3 separate regions of the Homo sapiens genome follow, and all the other regions are linked to region 3. A link is an interaction called in ENCODE POLR2A ChIA-PET data of the cell type or tissue named here. Cell type or tissue: CD4-positive, alpha-beta T cell. All regions are shown on one strand. Region 1 has its middle 130 kb from the start of ATF7IP. Region 2 has its middle 110 kb from the start of ATF7IP. Region 3 overlaps ATF7IP (activating transcription factor 7 interacting protein).

What was found. Peaks named below come from ENCODE experiments on the same cell type or tissue, not always from the same donor. Only the 100,000 strongest peaks of a DNase experiment are listed, where the experiment ranks them.
Region 1: POLR2A ChIA-PET joins it to region 3 with 13 read pairs; 9 of 35 experiments call an interaction of 5 or more read pairs at or near these places.
Region 2: POLR2A ChIA-PET joins it to region 3 with 18 read pairs; 14 of 35 experiments call an interaction of 5 or more read pairs at or near these places.

What each region holds. Positions count from the first base shown.
Region 1 is chr12:14,237,572-14,241,571 of GRCh38, reverse strand. No RefSeq gene overlaps it. Among named protein-coding and RNA genes, the nearest start is that of ATF7IP, 130 kb to the left of the region's middle. RefSeq lists enhancers at 2,174-2,253, 1,408-2,347. In CD4-positive, alpha-beta T cell, a CTCF peak has its summit at 3,151 (motif pointing left); DNase peaks (open chromatin) are centred at 1,321, 1,921 and 3,181; H3K4me3 peaks cover 1,319 bases; H3K27ac peaks cover 814 bases.
Region 2 is chr12:14,254,224-14,258,223 of GRCh38, reverse strand. It overlaps the pseudogene GNAI2P1. Among named protein-coding and RNA genes, the nearest start is that of ATF7IP, 110 kb to the left of the region's middle. RefSeq lists a cis regulatory region at 1-754. In CD4-positive, alpha-beta T cell, CTCF peaks have their summits at 1,334 and 1,537 (motif pointing left); DNase peaks (open chromatin) are centred at 353, 1,503 and 1,913; H3K4me3 peaks cover 777 bases; H3K27ac peaks cover 2,898 bases.
Region 3 is chr12:14,416,343-14,420,342 of GRCh38, reverse strand. All of the region lies in intron 1 of ATF7IP (activating transcription factor 7 interacting protein), which reads right to left. Among named protein-coding and RNA genes, the nearest start is that of ATF7IP, 53 kb to the right of the region's middle. In CD4-positive, alpha-beta T cell, CTCF peaks have their summits at 1,357, 1,580, 3,177 and 3,377; DNase peaks (open chromatin) are centred at 1,612, 2,432 and 3,502; H3K4me3 peaks cover 789 bases; H3K27ac peaks cover 1,913 bases.

The sequences.
Region 1 (4,000 bases), 180 kb after region 3:
TCAGCCTTACAAAGTGCTAGGATTACAAGTGTGAGCCACCGTACCTGGCCTAGTCAGAAGATTTAAATAACTTTTTTTTTTTTTTTTTGAGATGGAGTCTCACTCTGTTGCCCAGGCTGGAGTGCAGTGGCACTATCTCGGCTCACTGAAATCTCTGCCTCCCGGGTTCAAGCGATTCTCCTGCCTCAGCCTCCTGAGTAGCTGATATGACAGGCATGTGCCACCACACCCAGCTAATTTTGTATTTTTAGTAGAGACAGGGTTTCACCATGTTGGCCAGGCTGGTCTCGAACTCCCAACCTCAGGTGATCCGCCTGCCTCGTCCTCCCAACATGCTGGGTTTACAGCCATGAGCCACCATGCCCAGTGCTTTGTTTCTTAAGTTGTGTGGTCGGAAAAAGGTTATTCTTTATTTTTCCTCTCTAGCTTCAAGGTCCTCTTATCTGTTTTGTGTCCCAGGAGGCAGAGGCTGACCTACATGACCTGCACCAATGAGCTTCCTTGCTCTCTGGCTTCCAATTGGGTCCAGCTAGTAGGGATCGTAAGGAGATGGGGAGGGGTAGAAGAGTAAAGCTGGGCTATCATCCTCATGTTTCTCTTTCGTTCAGGGTTTTCTTATTTACTTAAATAGTCTATGTGAACATGGAGAAAATATGGCAGACACAAATCCAGTTCTTGACACGGGTGTGGTAAGAGTTGGGGGTGGGGTAGAGGTGCTGATATGAGTGCAAGGGAAGGAAAGAAGAAAGAGAAAGCCAAACCCAGAAGGAAAAATAAAAGGATGTAAGGGTCAGATCCGGGCATTTTATGAAAGCTCTCTAGTGAATTCTGTTTTTCATCTAGACAGAATCAGCCAATGCAAACTCTTTGAGGCAGAAGGAGGCCAGCATGGCTGGGCTGGGTGACTGAGGGGCAGGATGGTAGGAGTAGAGGTGAGAGGTGGGGTGGGGACACTGTAGGAAACAGGATTTGGCTCTTACTCTGATGTCTGGACTAACAGCGTTTTGCTAATCTCATCCATAAATTCTCTTATCACTTGGGAGGAGATTTGTCAAACTCTCCCCTCCCCTTCACCGCCACCCTTATGGGGTTAGTCTCACTGTGCCTGGGGCTAAGGAGTGGGGCATTTCTAACCCTCGGCATCTGCGCAAAGGGCTGATGGGTAGTTTCCAAGTCAGAACTGGAAGAACAAGTCAAATCTGGGTTGCCAGTCAGGTGGGATAAATAAAGAATGGGAGCCAAGGTAGGGAGTCAAATGCAGGGCTTTAAGGAACCACGCCAGACAGGAGGGAGGGGCAGCGGTGCAGGCCAGCGGGAGGGAGGGATTCAGGAAGTGAGGCGCAGACATGGCAGTTTAATTTATCTTCATCACAAATCTTGAAATCACTGGAGCAGCTACTTGCCCTCTTACAATCTAGACATCAATCTAGAGTTTCAATTTCCTCTTACCAGTCTTCTATTTTTTCATTTGTAAGATATTCCCCTTGATAAAGAAAAGAGAAGTGAAATTGTTAAAATACCAATTTTCTTTGTTTGTCAGCGTCGCCATCTCAGTCCATTCTCTTCCCACAGCCACAGCAATCTTTCTAGTAAGCAAAGCTGATTGTGTCTGGCTCTCTCTCACATTTACAATAAAATCTAAACTTTTCTCTCTTTTTTTCTCTTTTTTTTGGGGGGTGTCAATAAACCTTCCCTAATTTTATCCCCGCCCCCTTTTAGAAAACGTTCCTGGATCATCGCTGCATTTTTGCTATTCCTTTCTGTAACCTTGCCATTCAAAGAGATGCCATTTGCGGTTACAGCAGTTTTTCAACAGTGGCAGTATTTGAGGTCAGATAATTCATTTGTCGTGGTTGGCTGTCTGTGCACTGTGGGACGTTTAGCTGCATCCCTGACCTTTACCCACTAGCTGCCAGTAGCACTCCTCCAGTGGTGACAAGCAAAAATGTTACCAGACATTTCGAAATCTCCCCCGGGAGCGATATTGCCTCTGGTTAACCATTGGGATAGGGTGTGCTGTTTCATGTCTACCCTCCCCTACGCCTGCTCCTCTTTCTGCAGGCAGTGGCCTTCTCCCTGTGGTTATCCTGGCAAACGCAGGCTCATCTCTCAAAATCTCTGCTCCGTGCTCCCTCCCTGGTGAAGCCTTCCCCGTCTGTCAAGGTGGAGTTAGGCAAGTTGGCCCTCCCATTTAGATGGCACCTTGCTATTAGAGTCAGATCGAATTGTAATTCAATGGAGTTGTCTGTTTCCATCTCAGGCTGAGGGTTTAGAAGGTCAGATTGTTTTTTAGTATTTTGTCTCCTGTACCCAGTTAAGTACCTGGGCCAGAATATTGACATCTAGGTGTATCTTTAACAATTTATGTTTCAATGTTGGAAATGATTAAAACAGTTTAGAAATAACATTTAAAGGCAGATTAATTTTTTTTGCCTCATAACTGATATGATGTCTGTGATATCTAGATTTTAATAAGCCACCACATCTCACATATGATATTTTGTATATGATTTGTGAATAGTTGCCTCTAGTTATTAAACTTGTTTTTGTCAGGTCGGGCCACACAGTCCCACGCCTGTAGTCCCAGCACTTTGGGAGGCCGAGGTGGGAGGATCTCCTGAGCTTAGGAGTTTGAGATCAGCCTAGGCAACATGGTGAAACCCCATCCCTACAAAAAAATATAGAAATTAGCCAAGGGTGATGGTGCATGCCTGGAATCTTACCCCAGAGGCTGAGGCAGGAGGATCACTTGAGCCCCAGAGACGGAGGCTGCAGTGAGCCAAGATAGCACCGCTGCACTGCAGCCTGGGTGACAGAGCGAGACCCAGGTCTCAAAAGAAAATAAAAGAAAAAAGAAACAAATAACAAACTAAGACACAAACACACTCATTATCCTAGGCCTCATTAGGCGATAGAAATTTTTCAGCCCCGTTGTAATCTGTTGTATTTTCAGTCCGAATATCTACTGAACTGTCATGTGTCATGTGAGTGTACTCTTGAATAACCACCTGCATAAAGCCACGCTATTATTTGACAATAATTTAGTATTTCTGCATTTTTAGTTATTTAGGACCAACTATACTTTAAAACGTTATTCCATTTGGGAAGCTCATTATCTATCAATAATAATTGTGAAAAATATTTTTAACATTTGATTTTTAAATACCTTACCAATGCTGCCATCTCCTGGATGCTTTTAAGCACTGTAACAATCAAGGAAGCTTACAGTTCTTAATAGTGGTTTCCAAAAATAACATGATATATGCCTATCAAAAGCTTTTATTTTTTGCCCCGTTCTTTTTCTTTTTATTTTTTTGGTTAGTTTGCAGAAGGCCTGTATACATTTTTACTATTTGCTCCATAAAATAGTTGACTATCTACCTACCTTTCTAACCTCCCACCGCTGGAGACAGAATGGTGTAGTAGTACTGTAGTGTAAAGTGATTATGCTACTTTTATTTTGCCTCTCTAGACCAATATCCACCCTTCTCTACTCTGCTTTGTGTCCTAGGAGGCAGAGACTGACCTATATGGAATGCATCAAGAAGCTATCTTGACTTTTAGCTTCAAATTGGGTCTGGGCAATGGGAAGCACTCAAAGGAAATTAAAGAGAAAGAAGAGCGTAGAGCTGGAGAGTTTATCCCCCCCAGCTCCCTTCTTATGAGGTCCCAGGGCTCTGTCCCTTCAATGAAGGTCATATCCCCAACAAGAGCCCTTACCAAAATAGTTCACTCTATGTTAGGGAAATAGTATTTACATCCTTTCTATATCTTTCAGGCCTAAAGATGATAACAGTACCTAAATGTTGTGAAACCCAGAGCACTTTGCTGTCCCCTGGGGTTATCCTACATTCTGTCCATACCTTTTAGATGCTCCTTTTATTAAATAGCTCCTTAAATTACCTAGCTTGAATATATTTCATTTCGTCCCGACCAAAACAATGAGAATAATGATAGCACTTAACTCAGGCTTGTTACAAGTGTTAAGTAAGTTAAAACG
Region 2 (4,000 bases), 160 kb after region 3:
TTGAGGTTGTGCAATACAGCAAAGCTGTTGGAAAGGTGGTGTGAACTGCAGGGTGTGAAGTGCTGTTCCCTCTCCTTCAGACCCTCTCGCACATTCCCCCCCCCACCACCAGGCACACACATGAAACTACAGGAGACACATAATCCTCCCCTCCCCCAACATTGCAGACAGCTTTCTCTGAAAACTGATACCCTGAGGCCCTTTTTCCCTTACCAGCCACAATTAGGAGCAGCAAGACAGAAAATGCGGACTGGATTATGGCACAGAGACAGTGCTGTGTGATTTCTCTTTCTGGAAGAGGCCACTGTCCACGCTCCAGGCCTTATATTTCATCTGACTTTGCCACTACTGGCAGCAGCTTTAGGCTCCAGCGAGTCCAGGCCAAATCCAGTTCTTTCTGCGAAGTCCATGCTGGATTTTCTCTTTCACCCTAGTGAAGTCTCTGCCGAGGCTGTTGTTCTCAATCCAGCTCAGAAACTGGCTCAAACCGCCCTGAACTGGATTTGGTGGCTGTTGAGACACAGTTTCTGCCTCTTTGTTAGGGCGGATCCGGCCTCATTCGCGCTTCAGTTTCCCTCCCTCCTGTTTTCCCAGAGTCATCTACAGCCATTCCCCTCCCCCGGCCTCTCCAGTTTGGCATTTTTTTTTTACCCTTCCCTGGGCCAAGACCCCATAAAGCAGATTAAATTCTTTAATAAAAAAGTGGATTTAGATTGTAAACCTTCTGCTTTTATTACATTAAGTTCTGCTTTCCTCAAAGTTGTTATCTAACCAGTTGACATGGTGCCCTTAAAATCTTGGCTCGCATCCTAACCTAGAAATAACTTTAATTTTCACTCTGGATGGGAATAACTTTAAATTTCCCATCAAAGACTGAAGGGCTTTGGTGCAGTACATTGTTCATTTCCGTTTTGTAACCATATTTAAATTAAAACAATTTATTCATTTCTTTGCTGATAAATGACATAGTATGTGTAGAATTTTTAAAACAGTCACCTATACTGGCTTGTCTATTGCAACTGTGCAATTCCTAGAGGAAGAACTAAAGAACTGGGATGTTTTTGGTTTTCGAACCTGTAATTGTAACCCTGAATCCGATTCTATGAATTGTACAGTGACGAAGGCTGTTGGGGGAACACGTGGGGACCATTCCTGACAGAATACCGGTGGACACAAAACTGGGAATGTGACGAAATAAGGAGGATAGGACACGCCTGGGTTTTTGCAAGTTCCCTTTATAGAAAATTTAAACATTTCTTATGTTTTGGAACTAGATAGAGGTGACGGTTCCATAACACTGTGAATGAGGTAGATGCCACTTAATTGCACACTTTAGAAGGGCTAGTTTTATGTTATGTGGATTTTGCTTCAATAAAAAAGGGGCTTTGTTTTAAGAATTTCTCATTTTCTTTTTGTGTTTTTTGAAAATTCAGAGAAGAGACAGATAATAACCCTAATCTGGGTGTGGCTTCGTTGCGTGCTTCACGACTCTCTGGTCTCCCTCTGCTGGCCAAACTGCGCAACATGTCACCATGTCCCAAGGCCTCTTGAGAATGTCTCAATTTTATGTCGAAGCACAAATGCAAGGCTACGTTACTAAGAATCACTCTCCAAACCTGGTTTCATGTGCATTTTACGTGTGCAATATACTGAAAGAAGAATCAGATGTTTTGTTTCTATGATGTTACATAGGATTAATTATATATTAACGATTTAAAATTTGCCCCTAAGTCTCAAAACAGAGACAAAACCGTTGTCATTTCCCCTGGGCTTAAAACCAGAGTGAAATTGCTCATTTAAGTGTTTAGTTTCAGTAGAGCATAAAGCCCTGGAAAAAAAACAATTACAACAGTAGATATGGAAAAGCTATTTTTGTACACAGGAGGGGAGGGGTTGGCTTTGTCTAGTGAGTCAGTACGCTCAGAAGGATGTGGGTGCCGGTTTGGGCTAAGATAATCTTCAAAATGTATGTTAAAAGGACGTGAATTCATCAGTTGAATTTGTTTTTGTGAGATTTAAGAGTCATCAGTTATTGTGGGAAGGCACACAGTATATGCTACACGGGATTTTCCAAAATGTTCAGTATCAAAGGGGATTCAAGAAGGGTAGAGGTCAAGCCATCCAAACTGGCCCTCTGATTCTTAGAGATGCTTTTATTTTAGGATCTTTGCATTTTTCACTCCACCTTGAAATCTCCACCCTCCCCCCCCACCCCTTATTCCTCTCTCCTTTCACTGTCCTCTGAGTTCCTCCTACCCTCTGGTCAAGCTTTGCCTTCCTCAGAGGCCTTCCTGAATGCTTGGTCCAAAGTAAATTCCTTATACCTTCTTATCATCTTACATGGCAACCTCTTTTTTTCTGTTGTAGCACCACTGTAACTTACAATTATATATATTTGTTTTCTTGTACATTGGCTCTCCCCCTTCACCCGCAACTAGCTTTCTAAGTACCCTTGGGCCGTGTCTGTCTGATCAAAACTGTATAACAAGCATAGGACCTGGCAAAATGTTAGCAAGGAGCAAATATTTGTTGAACAGATTAATTAAATTCAAATATTATTTCTCTGGTCCCAGTCCACTACTTTCTGGCTTCTTCTTTTATACCAGTTAGTTCTTTTACGATTCAGTCTGTTTTCTTACTCTTGTGAACTTTCAGGAACAACTGATTTATTTCAGGGTTCCTCTTTACATAATGAGAGCTACTGAGTAGAATAGAATCTTCACAGCTTCTGGGGGGTACCAGAAAGATGCCCAGAAAGGGGGTACCATGGCCATTACTGGCACCTCAGACAAGGGCAGGCTTCAAACAGGGAGGCCTGTGGCAACCCCTCCCCTATGTCTGAAGCTGAGGGGATGGGGGAGCTAAGAACAAAGGAAAGAAGAGAAAAGTGTCCAGGGAACAGGTGGGGACCATGGTCTTCTTGCCCCATCTTCCTCAGGGGTTGGGGGGTACAGAGTTGGTGGTGGCCCATCCTGCTAGGTCCCACTGCCCCTCAGAAGAGGCCCCAGTCCTTCAGGTTGTTCTTGATGATGACGTCGGTGATGGCATCAAACACGAACTACGTTCTTGGTATCGGTGGCGCATGTGAAGTGTGTGTAGATCTCCTTGGTGTCTTTGTGCTTATTCAGGTCCTCAGACTTACTCTGGTTGTAGCTGGCTGCCTCATCATACTTGTTGGACCCTGTGTACTCAGGGAAGCAGATGGTCAGGGGCTGTGTGTGATCTTCTCCTCCAACAGCTCCTTCTTGTTGAGGAAGTAGATGATGGACGTGTTTGTGAACCACTTGTTGCAGATGCTGTCAAACAGCTTTTATCCCCTAAGAAAAGACACACTAGTCTTATAATTCTTACCGTCTGTGTTTTCTCATCTGTAGTACTTGATTTTACTCTGAGATGGAATTCAACTTGGGTTTTGGTTTCTGAGTCTGGAGTCATGCACATGGTTTTCCCCCTTCCATCTTTATCAAAACTGTCCCTATCACCAGAGGGAAAGGATTTACCAATTCCTCCTTTAAAAGAGTATCCTGGCGGCCAGGCCTGGTGGATCATGCCTGTAATTCCAGCACTTTGGGAGGCCGAGGTGGGTGGATCACCCGAAGGTCAGGAGTTCGAGACCAGCCTGGCCAACATGGAGAAACCCTCATCTCTACTAAAAATACAAAAATTAGCCAGGGGTGGTGACGGGCGCCTGTAATCTCAGCTACTCGGGAGGCTGAGACAGGAGAATTGCTTGAACCCGGGAGGTAGAGGTTGCAGTGAGCTGAGATCATGCCATTGCACTCCAGCCTGGGCAACAAGATTGAAACTTCGTGTCACACACACACACACACACACACACACAACGGGCATGGTGGCTCACGCCTGTAATCCCAGCACTTTGAGAGGCCAAGGTGGGCCGATCATGAGGTCAGGAGATTGAGACCATCCTGGCTAACACAGTGAAACCTCACCTCTACTAAAAATACAAAAACTTAGCTGGGTGTGGTGGCATGCACCTGTA
Region 3 (4,000 bases):
CTTTATCAATTACAGCTTTATCTTGTAATAGTCTGTCCTCCCTATATAGATAAAATTTATTGAGATACCCAAGAATAGAAGTGCCCCCACTTTCTGATGTCACCCAATCCACGATAAGGATCTACTTCCTTAATCTCTCCCCAAAATAACCCAACCTATACTATACTCAAATCCTATACTAGGTTTTTTCTAACATCCTCTTACTGATTGATGTGCCTTACAGTTTCCCCATAGTGAACATTATTTCCTCCCTGCAGCAAATAGTAAACCTAACTTTTTCAATTACAAAGGTGTTCCTGCTGGTCTTTGGCTGAAGCGCATAAAATAATAAGCCTAGCCTACTTGCTGGAAGCCAATTCAGCTTGAGATTCTAGCACTTTGTCAGAGAATTTCTAGACTGTGATACATTCTGTATTCATTCTCTCACTTTAAGCCAATTACTTAGAACATATTTCTTATTCTAGCCATTTTATTTAAATTATATAACTAAATCAACTATTTAGAAAAATTACTCTTCATTTAAACAGAAACCTTAATACAAAATGTATATATAATAATACAAAACCTTAATACAAAATTATACAAAATTTGTATAATATAATACAAAACATTATGTTAAGGGTTTTTAATTACAGACTAAAATTTCACACCTTCAAGGTTTTTCCCTTCCCATCATTACAAAGTTTTGCTAACTGCAAAATTTTCTGCAAAAGATACAGATACAATGCATTGTATTTTGCTGTCACTTTTCCTTACTAATTCCAAAACTACAAAATAATTAAGTTTATAATATAAGTAGTATAGTTACCCTTTAAGTATTTCAAAATACTGAAAGGCCATTCTTTTGAACTTTAGCCTCATAATATCCGCATTTCTCAGATATTAGATGGACAGCTGGTAGTTATTACCAATTGCATTAAAAGTATTCCTTTTAAAAAATTCATAACTTTTAATAACCCAATTAAGAACATGAACTCTTACATTAAAAGTAAGCATTCCTTTAAAAAAATTCATCACTTTTAATAACCCAATTAAGAACATGAACTCTGTAGACTGTAGACAGATTCACAGATTTGAATTCCAACTCTCCCAGGAAACCTACTGTGTGAGACTGGGCAAATTACCTAACATCAATTTCTTAGTTTTGGTTACCTTAAAAAGGGACTAATACCAACACCTGTCACAAAGGTTGCCATGAGAACTAAATGAGATTCTATACATTAAGCACTTGGAATGTAGTAAGAACTCAATAAATGGTATAACCATCACCATCTATATATTCAGGATAACGTTTTTAGGAATAAACTAAATATTCAGGATAATGTTTTTAGGAATAAACTAAAGAGTCTAAGACAAATTCCTCTTTGGTATTTTTTATATAAATTAGAAAATCCAACATGTAAACCTCACAGTTAATATTAAATTGCCACCACCAAATAATATTTAATAAAAATATATAATTCAAGAAAAGTTGATTTTATCAATAAAATTGTCATTAACTTCAGTAATAATAAAGCACTCTAAAAAGAATTATAGAATAACTACCATCCATACCCACAAGGGAGCACACTACAGCCATTTACCAGATCTTATGGGTTCTAAATATAATAAAAAACAGACAAAGCAATAAGGAAGTAACACGAACAATTAGTTCAAACTAGTTCAGCCATATCTGTACAAACCAATCAGCAGTCTGCTTTTAGAAATGTATTTTGCATTAGCGAAGCATATTTGAGAAAGATACACATTAGAGAAGGGTGTGTTACCTGCAAACAAGTTTCCATGGCTGTAATACCAGTGCAAAACACTTCCAAGGATCATTTTAGTACTGTCGCCTAGAACTAAGATGCCATTCATAAAACTATTCTATAAAATAAATGTTAGTATTTTAGGTGGCAACTCAAATCAGAAAGCTTTCACATGACTGTAATTCATTTTCACAGAAAAAAGCATTGGTATTTTACGGCAGAAGATGTCTGCCATGTCTAAAAGTAACTGCAAAACATGATGAACTAGTTTCTCCTGAAAGTATTTTTTTCATGAGGATGAGAGTCAAAATAATGTTTTTTAAGTCTCTGTATATTCAAGAACTCTGGGAAAATAATATCACTAATAAAACCTTTTTCTATAGAAATTTATATTTAAATAACCAGAGAAGGGTATGTTACCTGCAAATAAGTCTCTCTGGCTTGGAAATTTTTTTTTCAAATTTTTGGTAAATTATTTTTAAAATATTTTTAAGGAAAGCCCAACGAGCTTCTTCTTTAAATGAAAACATTACTCTCTTCTCTGCTTCATCCCCCTCCACCCACTTCTTTCTAGCAAGAGATCATAGCAATGAAACAACAAAGGGAAGCTGTTATGTCTTAGCCTACAATCTGCCTGCTCAAAAAGCTCAAGAATTTAAATGGCTGTTCAAGAGCTGCTCACAAACTCAGCCAATCAGCAGCCAGCATTCTGATTCCTGCCCAGCAACAGGAGACAGACAATAAGGTCAGAAAAACATAGTTAAACAAAAACTGTATCTGCAATACTTAAGTGTGGTTCTTTGTTTGAAATAAGTAATCTAGAACACAGTTTACATAAAACCCTAAATCCACGTAACACGCATTAAATATACCACACACATAAATGGATAAGATTTACATCTTTTATGCTATTTGCTTTAATAAATATCCATGAACATTTCAAGAAATATACATTAATATAAATTAATTTCCTACCTGAGGAATAAGTCAAACATGGACAATATACGTAAGAACATATTTTTCTATACAATGCAAAATTCAAATGTAAATTTCTTTTTAAAAATTCCATAGACCATACATATAAAATATATAAATCTAGCAAAACCTTAAATCCAGACAAGTAAAAAAAAAATCTTCATACCCATCTACCACTATTGTTACAGATTTCCGATTCCAAAAATTAATAGTATTCTGGACCCAAAGGATTACTAGGGATAGTATTATGAAGTGTTGTGCTGTCTACTGCACTGAACTGACTTAGTTTAATTCATCTAATGAAATCTAAATGTCTGATTCTGGACAACCTATATTAAGTGGTATAAGTACAATTACTACATCCTTTTCTCCTTAACTGCCTTTCGCAGCAAGTTACAAAAGGTTATATGAGATATCCTTTCAAAGCTTTATTATAAAACAAATGTGTGGATTACAAAGTAAATATTCATGAAAATTAAAGACATTTTTATTATATTACACCATTCTATAGTTCTTTAAATATAGGATTATAAAATAAAAATGGAAAATTTGTTATCAGAATTTTTTTCTCAAATTCACTACTTATTAGGTGTTCTTAATAACCAAGTTTTAAAAATAAACCTCATTTCCCCCCTTCCTTACAGATGAACCTTGTAATTTTTCAAACATACCCAAGAGGGAGCTTGCTGCAGCCATACTCTTAGTTTATATAATCTCCCCACAGGAAAAATATATCAACAGCTGCTTCAATGTTTCAGTCCTGTGAGAGAACTGAAATTCACTGTCTGATTGGCTCAAAGCCGAAATAGTCTAAAACCAATCAGACATCAGTGTCACAAACCTTGCCCAGCAACAAGGGAAGAAGATGAGGGCAAGAGCTCTATTAAAAATGCAAAGGATGTGAAAATCAAGGTGAACAATGAAATGGAAACATTAGGAATATAACTCTAGATGCTCTGTTTGAAAAACAGGTCATGGTAGGGTTTCTTTGATTAAATAAACTAGGGTCTGTACTGCTTTCCAAGAACAGACTTAACTAAGTACCACGATTGTTGGGTCAAAAAGCATATACAACACATAGACAAAACAAATGCTGTATTAATTCAAAGTAATGAATATCTGATGAAGTATACTTCAAAATAAAACTAAAGCAAAAGCTTAGAAAACATCAAGCAAAACCTTTTAAGTGGACATGGCATTTCTATCTTTGACAAAGGCATTCCAATTATATTCATGCTGTTGCCTGAGAGTACAACATTTTTCTGAATAAAAATTTC